2 separate regions of the Homo sapiens genome follow, and region 1 is linked to region 2. Evidence: read pairs that join two places in POLR2A ChIA-PET (ENCODE). Cell type or tissue: MCF 10A. All regions are shown on one strand. Links, peaks and the distances in the headings refer to the core of each region. The heading gives the core; the rest is flanking DNA.

Evidence for each region. ChIA-PET counts read pairs that join two places held together with the same protein. Peaks named below come from ENCODE experiments on the same cell type or tissue, not always from the same donor. Only the 100,000 strongest peaks of a DNase experiment are listed, where the experiment ranks them.
Region 1: POLR2A ChIA-PET joins it to region 2 with 12 read pairs; 4 of 35 experiments call an interaction of 5 or more read pairs at or near these places.

The regions. Positions count from the first base shown.
Region 1 is chr10:35,302,058-35,311,740 of GRCh38, reverse strand. LOC107984220 (a long non-coding RNA gene) reads left to right here and starts at 5,026. Exons shown (of 3, transcript XR_007062113.1): 1 at 5,026-5,412. It also overlaps a transcript of CCNY not described here. RefSeq lists a silencer at 6,865-6,924. In MCF 10A, for the core only: no CTCF peak of the experiment used is centred there; DNase peaks (open chromatin) are centred at 4,230 and 4,630.
Region 2 is chr10:35,416,661-35,426,343 of GRCh38, reverse strand. The region is part of intron 1 of CCNY (cyclin Y); the gene reads right to left. Among named protein-coding and RNA genes, the nearest start is that of CCNY, 85 kb to the right of the region's middle. In MCF 10A, for the core only: no CTCF peak of the experiment used is centred there; DNase peaks (open chromatin) are centred at 2,253 and 4,643.

The sequences.
Region 1 (9,683 bases), core at 990-8,989, 110 kb after region 2:
TTGTTGGGATTACAGGCGTGAGCCACCACACTCAGCCAAAAACTTTTTTTTGGGGGGGTGGGGGGGACGGGGTCTCCCTCTGTTGCCCAGACTGGAGTGCAGTGGCACAATCTTGGATCACTGCAGCCTCAAACTCCCTGAGCTCAAGTGATCCTCCCACCTCAGCCTCCCAAGTAGCTGGGACTAAAGGCACATGCCACTATGCCTGGCTAATTTTTGTATTTTTTGGAGAGACAGGGTCTGGCCATTTTGCCCACACTGGTATTGAACTCCTGGGCTCAGGTGATCCACCCGCCTCAGCCTCCCAAAGTGCTAGGATTACAGGCATGGGCCACTGTGCTCAACCAAAAATAATTTTTTAATTATCAAGAACATTTGAAATATAAAATTATATCCTGTATTTTTTTGTTGTTGTTGTTAATTGAGACAGGGTCTTGCTCTGTGGCCCAGGCTGGAGTGCAGTGGTACAATCATAGCTCACTGCAGCCTCGAACTCCTGGGCTCCAAGGATCCTCCTGCCTCAGCCTCTCAAGTAGCTGGGACTACAGGAATGCACCACCGTGTCTAGCTAACTTTAATTATTTTGCTTTTGTAGAGACAGGATCTGGCTATGTTGACCAGCCTGGTTTCCAACTCCTGGCCTCAAGCAATCCTCCTGCCTCAGCCTCCCAAAGTGTTGGGATGATAGGCATGAGTCACTGTGCCTTCCAATCCTCTTGTTTTGTTTTGTTTTGTTTTGTTTTGTTTTGTTTTGTTTTGTTTTGTTGAGACAGGGTTTCACCATGTTGCCCAGGCTGGTCTTGAACTCCTGGACTCACGCAATCCTCCCACCTTGGCCTCCCAAAGTACTAGGATTACAGGCGTGAGCCACGATTCCCGGCCAATCCTCTGTTTTTAATAGTGAACTCGCCCTGGTGAATAATATAACTTAAGATGTTAGCTAATCATAGTAGTGTGTATGTATAATTTAAAACTATACATATATTAAGACTGCTCAAAAAGTAATCACACTACAAAGGCTAAGCAATCAAAAAAGCTTGGAGAAGACACACAAATGACCAACAGTTGTATGAAAAATGCTCAGCATCACTCATCATCAGCAAAATGCAAAGCAAAACTACAGTGAGATATTGCACCCCAGTTACAATGGCTATTGTCAAAAAGACAAAAAATAACAAATCTTGGTGAGGATACAGGGAAAGGGGATATACACTGTTGGTGAGAATGTGAGTTAATACAGCCATGGAAACCATATGAAAGTTCCTCAAAAAACTACAAATCAAAACTACCTTTGATCTAGCAAGCCCACTGCTAGTATATATCCAAAAGAAAGACGCATATCAAAGAGGTACTGTACTTGTATGTTTATTGGAGCACAATTCACAACAGCCAAAATATCAACCCCAGTGCCTATCAGCAAATGAATGGATAAAGAAAATATGGTACATATACATGATGGACTATTATTCAGCCATAAAAGATGAAATCCTGTCATTTGCAGCAACATGAGTTGACCTGGAGGACATTATGTGAAATGAAATAAGCCAGGCACAGAAAGACAAATACCACATGATCTCTCTAATATGTAGGAAACTTGAAACAGTTGATCTCATGGAGTTAGAGAAAAGAATGGTGGTTCCCAGCTGGGTGCAGTGGCTCGTGCCTGTAATCCCAGCACTTTGGGAGGCTGAGGCGGGCGGATCAGAAGGTCAGGAGATCGAGACCATCCTGGCTAACATGGTGAAACCCTGCCTCTACTGAAAATACAAAAAATTAGCTGGGCATGGTGGCGGGCGTCTGCAGTCCCAGCTACTCGGAAGGCTGAGGCAGGAGAATGGCGTGAACCTGGGAGGTGGAGCTTGCAAGTGAGTGGAGATTGCACCACTGCACTCCAGCCTGGGCGACAGAGCGAGACTCTGTCTCTAAATAAATAAATAAATAAGTAAATAACACATGTACTCCAGAAATATGTATAACTATCATGTATCAATAAAAAATTAGTTTTTAACAAAGACTTGGAGGTTGGGCACAGTGGCTCATGCCTGCAATCTCATCACTTTGGGAGGCTGAGACAGGAGAATCACTTGAGCCGAGGAGTTCGAGACCAGCCTAAGCAACATAGTGAGACCTCATCTCTACAGAAAATTCAAAAATTAGCTGGGTATGGTGGTGTGTGCCTGCAGTCCCAGCTACTTGGGAGAGTGAGGCAGAAGTATCTTGAGCCCAGGAGTTCGAGGCTGCAGAGAGCTTTGATGGTGCCACTGCACTTCAGCCCGGGTGACACCCAGATTCTGTCTCTGAAAAAGAAAAACAAAAAACCCACTGCTCTTCCTCTCCACCTGTCATCCACAAGCCTCCCAGGTAGATTCTCCATCACCCAGAGGCAGGTGGGGAATTCCTCCACCCTCACAGTCCACTGAGTCCGAGTGTGCTTCCTCACAGGACCTGAGTGATTGCTGACCTATCTCATGTGGAGGGCCATTCTTCCTTGAGACACTGTTTCTGTTTTCCTGATTTTCCTGTAACCATCCAAACCACTCTTTTTCCCTTTGTGGCCACTTTTCCTTACTTTAGCCGTGAGCCACTGCCTTGCAGATGTAGCCTTTCCCTCTGCATGGCTGATTCTCAAATCTTTGTCTCCAGGCTTGGACTCCCCCATATACCCCAGTCTCTGTCTGTCCAAATGTTTACAAGATTCCCACACATTCCCCTAAGCTTAATGTGTGTAAAACAACACCTCCTTTCCCACCCACCTTCCCTGTTTTCCTGGCCTGGTTGAAGATCACTATTTTCAGGACTGCTGAGGCAAGGACTCTGAGATCACTCTCACCCTCCCTCTCTAATTGACCATCGTCATCCAAGCTGTCACAGACACCTGTCAATATTGCCTTCCAGGGGTCCCCTAGACTTCACTGTTTCCTTTTTGTTCTTTTTGCCCCGACTCTGAGCCCTCACCAGGTCACATCCGCATGGCTGCTACTTCCTTTTGTCTGGCTGCCTTCTCTCAAGCTGAAATGAGCTCTTATCTGCCGGTAGCCCATTAGTCTCACATTATATATGTCACTCAGGCTCCCCCACAGATGCCCTGTTCCCACTAGAATATTGGCTTCATTGGGTCCCTGCCCTCCACACCTCTTCCAGGCTCCCTCTCTGTCCAGACTGTCACACCTCACACATCCTCTTCCCTCCTCCCCATGGGCTCACTCTGTCACGCAGGCTGGAGTGCAGTGACAGGATCATAACTCACTGCAGCCTCAAACTCTCAGGCTCAAGTGATCCTCCCACCTCAGCCTCCCAAGTAGCCAGGACTACAGGTGCACATTACCATGCCCAGCTGTTTTTTACTTTTTAGTTGAGATGGAGTCTCACTGTGTTGCTCAAGCTGGTCTTGAACTCCTGGGCTCAGGCGATCCTCCCACTTTGGCCTCCCAAAGTGCTGGGATCACAGGCATGCATGAGCCACTGTGCCCAGCCTCCCACCTCCTCCTCTTTTGCGTGCTCTGCCATCAGGCAATCTGTGATCCTGCTCCATTCTAAGCTCTGCCATGTGTTAGTGCTTTGATCTTAGACAAACTAACAGCTCCAAAACCTCAATTTCTTTATCCATAAAATTATTACTACCTCGGCCGGGCACGGTGGCTTATGCCTGTAATCCCAGCACTTTGGGAGGCCGAGGCGGGTGGATCACTTGAGGTCAGGAGTACCAGACCAGCCTGCCCAACATCGTGAAACCCCGTGTCTACTAAAATACAAAAATTAGCTGGACGTGATGGTGGTCGCCTGTAATCCCAGCTAGTCAGGAGGCTGAGGCAGGAGAATCACTTGAACCCGGGAGGCGGAGGTTGCAGTGAGCCAAGATTGCGCCATTGCATTCCAGCCTGGGCAGCAGAGCAAGACTCCATCTCAGAAAAAAAAAAAAAAATATATATATATATATATACACACACACACACACACACACACACACACACACACACACATATATACACATCAATATGTATATATATACATATATGTGTGTGTGTATATATATACATATATACACGTGTAGATATACACGTATATATATATATACATATAACCTTATTTCGGGGTTGTTGAAAGGATGAAAATGGCATCATGCATGGAAGGTTATTTAGCCCAGTACCTAGCATAAAGATCTGAATTGTGCCTCGTTTTAGGATTAGCAAAACGTGATTGGCAAAATCAGAGTCATATGGCAAACACCCAGTTGGGTGAGTGAGTCACAGGAATAGGTGCTTAATGTTTGTTGGCTTAACAACTTGCAAGCTCTAACATAATCTCCGTCCTCTGCTAACATTATCTGATAGCTCAGATGCTGAAACATTTCATTCTTCTTTAAACTCCATGGCGTTTATGCGCGTGAGCCGCCACACCTGGGCTGACTCTTTTTTGTAATTCTTTCACAGATGTTCCATCTGTCTAACTAGTTTTCAAGTTCCTTGAGGACAAGGATAATGATATTATTACAGCTGACATTTCTTGAATGTGGACTATGAGCTAGCATTTTCAATTTATAAACTCGCTTAACCCGCACCACAGCCTGATGAGGGAGCTTGCTGTCGTCATCCCTGAGTTATGAATCAGGAAGCAGAGGCCCAGGTTGCCAGCGTGTTACCCGAGGGCACAAGGTTAGTGAGCAGCAGCACTGAAGCACTGCAGCCCAGCCCAGCAGCAAGGTATGTTGCCGTGTACTGCTTCCTAGGGTGCGGGACTGCACGCCCTCAGGTGAGTAGGAGAGAACTTACTGATTCCCTGACTGATAGAAACCCTTATCTTTGCAGCTACACGTGCTTTTCTAGCAGATGCCTGGGCTCCTGGACATATTGCTCTGAGGCTATTTGACAGCACTCCTGCCATCCTCCTGGCCCCCTAAGATAAAACTTTCTTTAAAGAGCGTCCTAAAAACCAGATTTACACACAAAAGCCAGGATGACTCCTAGCAGATGTTTTGCTACCTGAAGGTTGTTATGTCATGTAGAAAATGAAGGAGGAAAGAAAGAAAAGGAGAAGGAGGGGAGAGGGCATGTGGGAGAAGGGGAGAGGGCATGTGGGAGAAGGGGTGAGGACAGTGAACAGACCGGGGAGTACCAGAAAGACCAGCTCTTCCCAAACAGCTTCTGCCATGATGCTTGCTTCATGCTAAATGACCCACAAACTTCATTCATGTGTGGGTTTGCCCTTGTGCCTTCTTGGTCCCCCAAGCAGGGACAGAGTTCTGTTCGGAGAAGCTGGAATGGACCGAAAGCCAGGGAAGGAGCTGGTGGAAACCCAGGCAGGCCTCCCTCAAGTGGCATGATCTCAGGAAATGGAAATATTGTACAAAGAAGCAAGATGCCTGGCGCCAACTTCCATGCTGTGCTGAATGACAAATCCAAGATGGTTGGCCAGGTATGGTGGCTCACGCCTGTAATCCCAGCACTTTGGGAGGCTGAGGCAGGTGGATCACTTGAGGTCAGGAGTTCAAGACCAACCTGGCCAACATGGTGAAACCCTGTCTCTACTAAAAATCCAAAAATTAACCAGGTGTAGTGGCGTGTGCCTGTAATCCCAGCTACTCAGGAGGCTGAGGCAGGAGAATCACTTAAACCTGAGAGGCAGAGGCTGCAGTGAGCCGAGATTGCACCACTGCACTCCAGGCTGGGCAACAGAGTGAGACTCTGTCTCTCATAAAGAAAAAAAATGGCATATGAAACATGAATTTTAAGTAAAAAATTACACAGGATGTGTTACTGTACTGGAAACTAACTTTGGAAAATAGGAGTAGATTTCCTGCACCTTATATCAACTCCTTCTGTGATAGAAATGAAACCCACTCTAATGATCCCAAGCATATCTGTGAAGTCTTACAAGGGGTCAGACTGGCAGCACCATCCACAGGGACATTACCTCTAAGGATCATATATCAAGAGCCAGATCCCAATCAGGAAATTTCTTCCACCATTGTCAGTACAAAGGGCACTCAGCAAGCATCTTTTCCAAATGGACATCTACCCAGAAGTATCCACATAACCCAATCATCAATACTCAGAAACAAGAAGATATTAGAACTGTTCTTTCTTGCAGGGGTAAAAATAAGGAGGATTAGGAAGATGAAGCCATGGCAATGAACGATAAGTAGCACAAACCTTACCTAATCTCTGTCTCATTTAACTGGGTAAACAGCAGCTCTGACACAATTATATGCCCCCAGATGCTGCTGTGACATTACTAGGTTACAGTGAACACAGTATCAGCTGATGCCATTGGAATAAACATGCAGATTTCCAAAACCAAAGTGTTTGCATGTAATATATATTTCATGTTCTTGTCACCTCAAGCCTGTCTTGAAGCTGATTTCATGCAGCATCCTCTAGACTTGAAGGAACATCACTCCACATTTCAAAGAGTAACAGCATGTATTTTTACAATTTACTCCTTAGCAGGGGGGAATTAGAGCATTAACTGTAGGAAATTTTTCTCTTGTACAATAAACCGAAAGCTTTGTAACCATAAAATGACAATTTTCATTAAAAAGCACGCTTACTTTTGGTATTGCCAGTTACGTAAAGGATAAATGTCTTCGGGCAAAAGGACACGTGGCCATAACCTTTTCCTGACAAGTCTGTCTCCGGTTTTCTCCAAGCAATGTCAGATTTTATATTTTTCCAAAAGAAACAAACGGGAATGCCTCATGAATTGTTCCTGTGGATTTTTAGTTCAATACTACATGACACTTGTATATTAGGCTCCTAAATACTGTGCAACACGGCAACAGTGATGAGAATCACTACTCTTAGACCACACTTGAATTAGTGTCTCTTCCATCCACCCACGTTTTTTGGCTCTTCTTCCTCTGATCTCCCCTGCCTTGAGGCTCAGCACTCCCCCTAACACCCTAGTGGTTCTCAACCTGGGCAATTATGCCCCCAGGAGACATTTTTGGTTGTTGCAACTAGGGGATGCCACTGGCATGTAGTGGGTAGAGGCTAGGGATTCTGCTAAACATCCTACAAGGCACAGGACAGCCCCCCAAAACAAAAATGATCTAGCTCCACATGCCAATAGTACTGTGGCTGAGAAAACCTGCAATATGCTAACCAAACCACTTTTAATTAAAAGGAGAAAAAAGGCCGGGAGCGGTGGCTCACGCCTGTAATCCCAGCACTTTGGGAGGCCGAGGCGGGCGGATCACGAGGTCAAGAGATCGAGACCATCCCGGCTAAAACGGTGAAACCCCGTCTCTACTAAAAATACAAAAAAATTAGCCGGGCGTAGTGGCGGGCGCCTGTAGTCCCAGCTACTTGGGAGGCTGAGGCAGGAGAATGGCGTGAACCCGGGAGGCGGAGCTTGCAGTGAGCCGAGATCCCGCCACTGCACTCCAGCCTGGGCGACAGAGCGAGACTCCGTCTCAAAAAAAAATAAAAAATAAAAAAAAAAAAAAAATAAAAGGAGAAAAAAGCCTTTTCAAGATCTTACAACGGCTCTTATTAGATTATAAATTGTAACCTCCTCAGCCTTACTTTCAACACCTTTCCCAATCCATTTCTAACCTACCTGTCACCTGAACTGAGCAAACCTATGCTGAGCTCCCCCATGTGCAGGAGGTGCAAAGCTACTGAAAGACGAAGAGGGGTTGGTGCTTTCCAGAAGCCCATTCACGGGTGCAGGAGACGGAGAAACTGGAGCATGTGGCTAGCACCCAGCAGGTATCAGGAATGGTCTTTCCTTTCTTCCTAATTAGCTCTAATTCCAGGCTGACTGTGATGGGTGGATAAAGAGTGGTGGATCTTAGTGTTTTCCCCACATCGTAATCTGTGCTCTTGTTTGTCTTTTAATCTATTAGGAAAATTTGAAAGACTAGGTTTTTTTCTATTTGACATAGATCTACCTTTCTTTCTTTCCTTCCTTCCTTCTTTCCTTCCTTCCTTCCTTCCCTCTTTTTTTTTTTTTTTTTTTTTTTGAGACGGAGTTTCGCTGTTGTCGCCCAGGCTGGAGTGCAATGGTACGATCTCGGCTCACCGCAACCTCCGCCTCCCAGGTCCAAGGGATTCTCCTGCCTCAGCCTCCTGAGTAGCTGGGATTACAGGCATGCACCACTACATCCAGCTAATTTTGTATTTTTAGTAGAGATGGGGTTTCTCCATGTTGGTCAGGCTGGTCTCGAACTCCCGACCTCAGGTGATCTGCCCACCTCGGCCTCCCAAAGTGCTGGGATTACAGGCACGAGCCACCATGCCTGGGCTTCTTTCCTCTTTCTTTTTAAGAAACATGGTCTTTCGCCTGTAATCCTAGCACTCTGGGAGGCTGAGGCGGGAGGATCACCTGAGGTCGAGAGTTCAAGACCAACCTGATCAACATGGAGAAACCCCGTCTCTACTGAAAATACAAAATTAGCCAGGCGTCATGGTGCATGCCTGTAATCCCAGCTACTCGGGAGGCTGAGGCAGGAGAATTGCTTGAACCCAGGAGGTGGAGGTTGCGGTGAGCCGAGGTCATGCCATTGCACTCCAGCCTGGGCAACAAGAGTGAAACTCAGTCTCAAAAAAAAAGAAACAGGATCTTACTCTGTCACCCATGCTGGAGTGCAGTGGTGCAGTCATGGCTCACTGCAGCCTGGAATCCCTGGGCTCAAGTGATCTTCCTGCCTCAGCCTCCCAAATAGCTGAGACTACACATCCCAGGTAATTATTTTTATTTTTATTTTTGTAGAGACAGGGTCTCACTATGTTTCCCAAGCTGGTCTGGAATTCCTGACCTCAAGCAATCTTCCTGCCTCGGCTTCTCAAAGTGCTGGGATTACAGGCATGAGCCACCGTGCCCAGCCTCCTTACCTTTATAATTTCTAATAAATATTGTTTTGGTTATACTGAATAAGCATGCCATACTAACAAGAAGCTTTTAGGCTAGCATGTCTCAAAATGTTTTAGCAATTTTCTACTCAGCCTTATGTGTTCATGATCTCTCTGCTCTTGCTACTAATTGAGAAATTAATATTGTTCTCAGTGGCTATGATGTAGATTGAATTGTTCAGCCACAGATTTTTCATCCTGAGATGCCCTTGGGTGCCTGCTAGTTGTTTTTCTTAGGTTGGCTGTTTTGTTCTTCATCTTAAAATATTAACATGTCGGGGCGGGCGCAGTGGCTCATGCCTATAATCCCAGCACTTTGGGAGGCTGAGGCAAGTGGATCGCCTGAGGTCAGGAGTTCGAGACCAGCCTGGCCAACATGGAGAAACCCCGTCTCTACCAAAAATACAAAAATTAGCCAGGCATGGTGGTGCATGCCTGCAGTGCCAGCTCCTCAGGAGGCTGAGACAGGAGAATCACTTGAACCCAGGAGACGGAGGTTGCAGTGAGCCGAGATCGCGCCACTGCACTCCAGCCTGGGTGACAGAGCAAGACTCTGTCTCAAAAAAAAAAAAAAAAAATTAAGATGTCAAAGTATTAACCTGCTGTTTTGATAGAAAAATAGCAATGAGGATGGGCGTGGTGGCTTACACCTGTAATCCCAGCACTCTGGGAGGCCGAGGCAGGTGGGTCATGAGGTCAGGAGATCGAGACCATCCTGGCCAACATGGCAAAACCCCATCTCTACTAAAAACACAAAAATTAGCCAGGCGTGGTGGCGTGTGCCTGTAGTCCCAGCTACTCAAGAGGCTGAGGCAGAGAATCGCTTGAACC
Region 2 (9,683 bases), core at 828-8,827:
TGACAGCTGGAAAACTGGACAACACAGCATGTTTGCAGAGAAGGTTTGAGAGCAAAGACCTAAATGCCAGTGTGTGTGTGTTTGTGTGTTTGTGTGTGTGTGTGTGTGAATGGGCATGTATGCTTGTGAATGGGTTGTGAGAATGGGTCATGTGCCTGTGTGTGAATGAGAGCACACGCACATCTGTGTGTGTGTGTGTGTGTGTGTGTGTGTGTGTGTGTGTGTGTGTGTGCGCGTGCTGGACCAGTGAAGGGAGAAGAGGAGCCAGGGTTTAATTTGGACAGGAACCCAGATGGCAGAAGACTGAGTGGGCTCCTTGGTGCTGCTGGCTATGGCCAGGATTCAGAGTCTCCCCCAGGGTGAAAAGGAAGCTGCAGTCCTCTCCTGAAGCCTCTGAGCAGCATAAAGATGGAGAGACTGCCCTCCTAGAAGAGAATTGGGGTCAGAGTTGGTCACTAAGGGCACTGGATGAGTCACTAACAAGGGTAAGTTTTTGTTGTTTAGTTTGTAGTTTTTCTGATTGCAAAAGCAATACATCTAACTAAACATTTATACAGATTTACACAGATGTAAAAGTTAGAAAGCAGAAAGTCCTCCATAGCAAGGTTACATTCCCTCCACAAGGTACACTCGTGCTCCCAACTATTACAACACATTTTTCCAGATTAAATCATTCATTTCTCCCTTGGAGTTCCCACACTACATATGCTATAAACAAACATTGGTGCATTCTTACCATACTGTTCTTTGTTATATATTTTTGGATACCTTTCCATATTCACACTTACAAAATTCATTTTAAGCCATATATAACATCCCACTCTATGAATGTACCATAACTCAACTAATATTCTATTACGGAGTTATAATAAACAATGCTATGATGAATCCCTACCTTTGCAAACATGTATGAGTATTCCTGGGATAAACTCTGTAAAGTGGAAATTCCTAGGTCAAAGCACATGAATAAATTTAAACAGCCGCCTTCCAATCAGGAAGTACCAGTTTACGAGAGCCAATTTTTTAATCTAATACAATACCAATGCAATAATCTTCAGGCCTATCCAAGGCTCCTGATCAAAACAGGAGAAAACAACAAAGAGTAAGTCAAATGAACTATTATCACAAAGTGCTGTGGGAAATGGGAACTGCAAGCCTGAAACCAGTCTTGTTTGGAGGGCAGCGGCTCCAACATCGGCCTGGCAGTTTCTGGGGCAGAGGAACAGTGTGTGTCTCCCGTGCATGCAGGAGGTATGACTATACATGCTCACAGCACAAGTGGAATCTTCATGGCCACTCCTGGGAACACAGCACACAGCAGCAGGACCTCTTTGGAAGCAGCCATTGTACCGGGGTGGGAGCAGGTTCTCAGAGGCAGAAACCATGATTCTGTTTTTGTTTTTAAAACCAGTGCCACCCCTTACATCTTCACTTAGACTCCCCAACCTGGTGTGGCTGGAGGACAGTGTGGATTAGGCATTTCCCTAACACAAACAGGTTCTTGGCAACAGCGTCAGGGACTTTCTAAAGAACACACTGTACACAAGTTTTAAAGCATCGATTTTGTATCTTTATGCGCCTGGCCAGGCACACTTGGGAACACGCCTTGGTTCTCAGCTAGACTTAGGAGTTGCAAGACTAGGCTCTGATCAGGCTATGTGAGAGCTGGGAGACCCTGGCAAGCACTTAATAGTATCAGACATGCCTCCCTGTGTTGATTCTGTGAGCATCAAATGAGATGAGTGAGAAAATACTCTGTAAGCCCCAAGGCAATGCAGAAATGCAGGGGGGTGTTTACTACAATTATTAGAAAATAACGGCTGGGCGCGGTGGCTCACGCCTGTAATCCCAGCACTTTGGGAGGCCGAGGCGGTCAGATCACCTGAGGTCGGCAGTTCGAGACCAGCCTGACCAACATGGAGAAACCCCGTCTCTACTAAAAATATAAACTTAGCCAGGTGTGGTGGCGCATGCCTGTAATCCCAGCTACTTGGGAGGTTGAGGCAGGAGAATCGCTTGAAACCTGGAGGTGGAGGTTGCGGTGAGCCGAGATCACGCCATTGCACTCCAGCCTGGGCAACAAGAGTGAAACTCCGTCTCAAAAAGAAAAGAAAAGAAAAGAAAAAAACATTTGAGAACTTATGCTAGGCTGGGTGCTGTCTGAATGCTCTAAGGTATACTGACTCATTCAATCCTCATAACTACTCTGCAGGAGCTATGATTACTAACTTCTCCCTCTTGACAGATGAGAAACGAGGCTCCGAGAGTCCACACAACTTAGTCAAGTCCCCAGAGCCCCAGGCAGTGTGGCCACAGAGCCAGGCTCTCACCCTCTCTCTGTTCTGCCACCTTGTTACTGGTATGGGAATTACCTCTCCCAACCCCAGCCTCAGTTTCCTCATTTCCATGTTGAGGTGATCGTCTCAGATACTATCTGAAAAACTCTTCTCTAACCCCTATCTTCTTATAATTTCTATTAGGTGAAAAGTAAGTGACCTTCGGATAATTGTAAGCTTATAGGAGTTCGGAATAAGCAAATTTGAGAATTTTCAAAGGATTATGTCTACAAAAGAGTTCTGCTATTTTTAATCACTTACCTAATCTGGTCATAGCCAGCAACCCAGGACTGAGGCAGGTCAAAGTTCTTCTTGGACAAAAGGTTTCTTTGCATGGGTCTCTGAAGGATTCAGTTACTGAAACCAAACTGAGACATCCGCCACCATTCAACAAACCCAGGAGGAAAAATCCCTTAATAAAATGTACAGTGTACCAAAATAACCTGCTGCTTACAACAAACACCCTCAATGTACGTCTCCCCACCCCACCAAAAAAAAAAAGCCTCTTTCAGCAGAATTTTTTTTTTTTTTTGAGACAGGGTCTCCCTCTGTCACTCAGGCTGGAGTGCATTGGTATAATCATGATTCACTGTAGCCTCAACCTCCCTGGGCTCAGGTAATCCGCGGACCTCAGCCTCCCAAGTAGTTGAGAATACAGGTGCGCGTCACCATGCCCAGCTGATTTTTGCATGTTTTGTAGAGACGGGGTTTTGCCACATTGCCCAGCCTGGTCTCGAACACCTAGGCTCAAGCAATCCAACTGCCTCGGCCTCCTGAAGTGTTGACATTACAGGTGTGAGCTACCACACCTGGCCGAAAATTTTTAAATAAATGAAAAAAGACTCTATAAAAAAAAGTGGAAATGAATTAAAGGCAAACATCACACAGACTAAACACCACCAAAGGACAACTAGTCATTTTACTTTAGGAGACTGGGGAGGTGGAGAGTTCAGCATACAAAACACTAGAAATAGATTCACAAATCAAGTGATTTTTCAGTGCTATTAACTAAAGCAGTAACTGTGGTTGATTCAGTACCATCTAACAAAATGTAAAGTCAGTTACAAAGACTGCACTTAAATAAAAGCAAATACTATGTTATTGTGCTCTTAGAGAAAAATTTTATAAAGGCCTTTTACTAGCTAGACAATTAAATGAGTCCATGTTTTTTAGCAATAAAACAAAAAAATCATGAAGGATAAACAGACATCCTAACACGTAACTAATGCTAAAAAGATTTCATTTAAATGGCACAATTCTCTCTATTCCTTTAACTCTTAAATGACAAAAAAATAAGCAAATATAAATAAATAAATCTCTAATGGAATGCTGATTAAGAGACCTCTCTTCTTGGCCTAATCAATTATAAACCAGAATTAACTGACTAAATGTAAACATAAAACAACATATCTTGAAAGTCTATAACAGCTTTCAACTTTTTAAATTACAAGCACAATAACTGCCATTTTCTGATTGCCTTTATGTGTCAAGTACCTTGCTACTTACTCACATTTAATCTTCTCAAATGCCCACGAGTCAGCTCATACTACAAGACAGGGAAACGCAGGTCAGAGAGGTTACAGAGCTTAGACAAGGCCACACAATCAGTCATGCACTGCAGCCAGGAGCTCGGATCTAATGCTAAGTCCAATGCTTTTTTCAAAACACAACTGCCTATATAGAATTGTAGCTGAATATCATATGAAAAAGCTAACTCATCCCGGGATCAAGGAGGCCACATAGAAGATTCCAGACAGCTGAGGTGCCACGAGCCAGCAAGAATATAGAATAATGTTTTATTGACGACTGTAGGTTTTAAATTTAAATTTTAAAAAAATTTTAAAAGAATAGAAAGGTGTAAAATTAGATGGAAAAATGAGTCAAAAATATTTATAGAATACAAAATAAGTCAAAAAAATGTTTTAAAAAGAATATAGAATAGCATTTAAGAGTGCAGGCTCAGGAGCCAGCTTTTCTGACTTCAACCCTGACTCCTCCACTTGGCACCCTGATGACTGTGGGGCAGTGACTTTCTCTGTGCTTCAGTTTCCCCTCTGCAAAATGGAGATGAGTATCCACCTAAGATTGTTACGGAGACTGAATTAAAATTCACCCAACACTGAGAACCATATCTGGCCCACAGAAATTACTGTATTTATATTTACTGTCAAGAGAAACCTCTGAAGAGAAAGCAGAATGACTAGATTCAGATCTAACAGGCCTGGATATAAGAGCAAGGGCAGAAAACAGGAAAGTAAGTGAAAACAAGCAGGATGAGCTGTAGGGAACGGCATCCTGGAGGAAAACAAGTGACTCAGCTCAAGAAAATGGGAGTCCATCACAGACTCCAGTCAGCAGGGCCAGCTAGAAGAGCACCAGGCAACACGGACAAAAGCCAGAGAGGCATGAAACTGTCCCTGACAAAAGCCACCCGACGCTTCTAAATACCAAATGAAGGCAAAATAAAATTACTTGGTCTTAAATTGGAGGTGAGAAAATGAAGGCAGACCAGCAAGCTCTGTGTTCCCTGGGTCGGGGGTTCTAGAATAACAGAAACAGAGCACCTGCCCAGGACTGGAAGGCACTGATCCAGTGAACCCGCGTCAAGCTGACCATCAGGAGACTGGAGTTAGGATCCACATAGTTAGAGAGAGAGTGGTGCCAAGCACCCATGATAAACCGTGCCTCTGAACTTCCTGCAGCACAGAGACGGGAGCTCATGTGGAAGAGAAGGTAACAAAAGGGCCCTGAAACCAGGAATGAATTTAACAAAGAAATTCCCTCTCCTTTTACACTTGGCCTAGAAAGGTGATCCAGGAACAACACCTGAGTGGGCTTCTCCAGAAGCGGCCTGTCCAACCCGTGTGGCCGTCCTCAGCCAGGTCCTTTGAACCTCGTCCTACACCCAAAATCCCACCCCAAAGCAGAGCCGGCACTGGCATAGGTGCACACAGCCTGACTTCAAACAGGCCTATCCACTGGGCTGGCTGTGTGACTAACAAATAAATGTTAAGTACGCAAATTTACACTTGGCCATGACTTGCTCAAAATTGGCTTAAAATGCTGCAGGGTATGATTCTGAATCAGTAAACAACAATACATTTTTCACTTCAGTCAGCCAAACACAGAGTTCAAATAAGATTTTGAAATTAGAATTCAGACTCATTGCCATTTAGGCTGTGAATTAACAGTTAAAAATTAGTCTCCGTTCACATTCAGCTTAGGTTTGATGAGCAAAACTGCCAAAAGAAAGCATCTGTTTTTGCGGTTTGAAAACATATTTGCTTTAAAAAAGTTTACTTCATATTCAGTCCCTACTTTTTAGGTGAGAGTCTGATTTTGTTTTCCAGTGAGATTCTGGTGTGAGATTGCGACTTCCTCATGAATTGGTCATTGGGAACTGGGTAAGGTGATCCTAGATCCCACAGTGCACTCTCCAGAATCCCCATCAGGTGCTGAGTTGCTGAGTTGCACAAACATGTTCATCTCAAACTGAAGATATGCAGAAAGAGTAGTTGCAAAGTCACTGAAAAGCTACCTGTGCCAAATCAGAGACCCCAAAATATCACAGCAGCTTCACATTTTCATGAGAAACAAGAGGGCACAAGTGAGAGAGAGCCAGGAAAACCCAGGTGGGCCTGGTTTCTAGGGCTCGCTGCTTTTAGGGCCACTGGGGTCGGATCCCACTCCACCTCCACTGCTCACCAAAGCAAACAACATCAACTTTACCAAATATTCCTCTTGCTACAGAGCAAGACATGATTCATTCAGTATCACTATATCCTCCCACACACAAACAAAGGATGCACCATGATCCAGATTTCTTTAGGAAATTAGCAGCTTAATGAAAACTTCTTGAACTTATATACATGATGATTCTTCCACTATTTTATCTGTAAAAGATAGTCACAGGAAAAATCAGGCAAGCACAGACATAGGACCTAAATTAAGAACAATAGAAAATTAAGAACAGGAGTCAGCAAAACTTTTCATGTAGAGAAAAAACTAGATAAGAAAGAAACCATCTGCAGGACCAAAGGGCACCATTTATTTTGAACTGTACTAAAAAAAAAAAAAAAAAAAATTACAGCCATATCTATTTCTTCTTTTAATTATAAAGTTTGCCTAGAAATTAGTAATCTGTCAGCCTATTTCCTAATTTCAGCAGTCACAATGCTGTATGAATGACCTAAAAGTATCAAAACCTAAAGTATTATATACCACACACACACACATAAATGCACACATATATTTACGTAAACGTATATAAAGAGAGACATGAGATAAAGCAGTTAAAATCAATCTGTAGGACTAATTGAGTTGTATATCAAATGAGTTGATATGCAACTAAAATGAGCTGTATATCTAATGGGGTTTAGTTTTGAATTATCTCCAAATTAGCTATCCAATAACTTCCTCAGACCGATAACTTATCACCTTAAAAATCCTCCAGATTGCTAAAAAAAAAAAAAAAGGAACGGTCTAATGCAACCCAGTCCTTCCCTCATGGTCCATGGCCACCACCCTAGCACATACCCTGGGTCATACCTGGATTACTTTTTCTCCCGTCAGCCTTCCTACCACCTTTCTCTTTCTACCTCGGATCCAACCTGTGCCATTCTGCCAGGGTTTCAATACCTCTAAAACACTTCCTTCATACCATTTCTTTGCTTAAAATTTTTAATGCTCAAAGGATAAGCCCAAATTCCTTCACATCAAACCACATTAGAGATGCTTCACAATAAACTTCAACCTACTTTTTAATTAACTGTTCTTCAAGAATTCCCAAATAATAGTAATACAATTGAGCACCCACAGTATGTCAAAATAGTATCCTAACTACTTCACATGCATTAATTCATAAGGACAATAGGACATAAATACTATTATATCCCACCCGGGTGCGGTGGCTCATGCCTATAATCTCAGCACTTTGGGAGGCGGGTTGATCACGAGGTCAGGAATTCAAGACCAGCCTGGCCAACATGGTGAAACCCCATCTCTACTAAAAATACAAAAATTAGCTGGGTGTGGTGGCGCGTGCCTATAATCCCAGCTACTCGGGAGGCTGAGGCACAAGAATTGCTTGAACCCAGGAGGCGGAGGTTGCAGTGAGCAGAGATAGCGCCACTGCACTCCAGCCTGGTGACAGAGAGATTAAAAAAAAAAAAACTACTATTATATCCCCATTCTACAGATGAAGAAACTGAGCACAGCAGAGTGAAAGAAACCGCCTACATCACACCTCACATGAGCAAGCAACAGGGCCAGGGTTCATACCAGGCATTCTGACTCCAGAGCCTCACTGGGAATTGCTAGGCTGTGCTCGCTCTACCTCCACTGTCCCCCACATACGCCCCCTACACTTGAGCACCCTCTACTCTGAGCAACGGAGGCATATTCTCAGTTACCGCTTACCCCATCTGTTATCATTGTTATGGGGCACCACGACCACACCACCTGAATGCACAGGAGAGGGCCTGTGGACAAGAGGACACATTTAATTCTGTCCGTAGGACATGGCTCCCACTGCTTCATAGATGAAAACTGATTGCCCAATTTCTCCATAGGCTCAAGCAAGGGCATGTTTTTTTCTATCTTGTTCTCTCCATCTTCCCTCCTGGTAGAAGAGAGCTTTGCAGTACAGGTTTCCTTGAGAAAGTGTGGTGATCAAGCCGGGGGTGGGGGTTTCTCAGCCTTTTCATTCCTCCACCCCCGGCTACAGGCAGACACAGCTACACATTTGGTGTAGAAAAAGCTCACTAAACTCTCCATCCAGGTCACTGAAGAAAGTTTCCTACTTCCCTGCTCCCTGCTGTTGATATTCACAAGCCCTGATATAAAAGAGAGCATTTAGGCAGTTCTGTTATATAAACTCTCAGCCCTTCACTAAAATTGAAGCTAAATGATTCAGTTTCTACTTTGCAGCATAAACCCCACTTTATACTCAAAAGTCTTATCCTCAAGCTTTACTGATGATTTTTCCTAAAGGAGACATATTCCAAAAGGCCTGGGCTTAGAGCTTTTTTAGACTTACTGGAAATGGTACCAGCTGAATGTCACACAGCATCTTGCTGAAGGCTTTTGGAAACAGCTGATGAAAAAAAGAGAACAGATTGCTAGAGAGGTGAACTATTCCTGGTAGCTTCCTCTTCACTCTCCCAATTCTGTCAACCCAGAGACAGGATTAGAGACCCCTAAAAATGTAATTTAATCTCTTACAATTCTCTGGAGCATAACAGATTGGGCTCTGATAGATGGCTTGTTCATTATTATTAGAATATGCAAGTTAAAAGAAATTAATGCCATTAAAAGATGCAGGTCTGATTCCTTAAAACACCTAAAAGAAATAACAAAAGGCAAACACCCTAGAATTAAAACTACACGACCAAAAGCTCTACAAATCATCTGGTGTCTATAAACACCTCTTAAGGAGTTTTGTTTTAACCTTCCCCTTTATTAAAACAAAGAAAAACATGCTCAAACATTTTAGCTAAAACTGACCATCATCAACTTCTCTTTCCCTCATACATCATTTCATATTTGTAACAGTCCTATTAGTGACCCCATTATACAGATGGTGACATTAAGGCAGAAAAGTTAAATGATTTGCTCAAAGTCACATGGTAAGTGGTGAATCAAGAGCTGAGACTCAGATGCCAGAGCCCCTGCTCTGGGCCACTCTGCTCCACAGCTAATGGGATCGGCTTGTCCTCTTACTCCCTGAAAGGCACTGTGGAATGAGAACACCTCTTTGCAATCCACAAAGATGACTGATTCTAAATACCTCCTCGACAGAAAAGCTGTACTGAGAGGTCAAAGCAAAGACTGGCATTCCACGTGCTTCCCAGCATTTCCTGGTCATCCTTGCAATCAGCCAGGGCCACAATGGAGCATAAGAAGTGATGTGTTTCATTTCCACAGTAAGGCAGTAAGTATGCCTCTCTCGACTCTGTGTTACTGCTGAAGAAGGTGGCCACAGGATGGAGGAGGGTTAATCTGCATGGTTTTGTTTAAGCAAGAAATACACTTTCACTGTTTGATGGGTTATGAAGGCTAGTATTAATGACCCTAGACTTCAGTTTCTTTCCTGCTACACTCAGGCTGGGCTTTCTCTTCCCTGGTTTCCTCTAGTCTAGAGTGTAGTCCCGCTGCCACCTGTCTGAAGAGTTGATTTTGCCCCCACAGGCCATCAACAGTCACAGCTGGAGTGATCTCCAGGGCAACAGGGCCACAAAAGCAGGTGGTCCGCGGCCCTCCTTCCAACTGGGCCCCATTTCAGCCATCTGTTAAAGGTTGCTCACGTTCACAACCAGACAGTAACAACCAAATAAATCATGCCACATC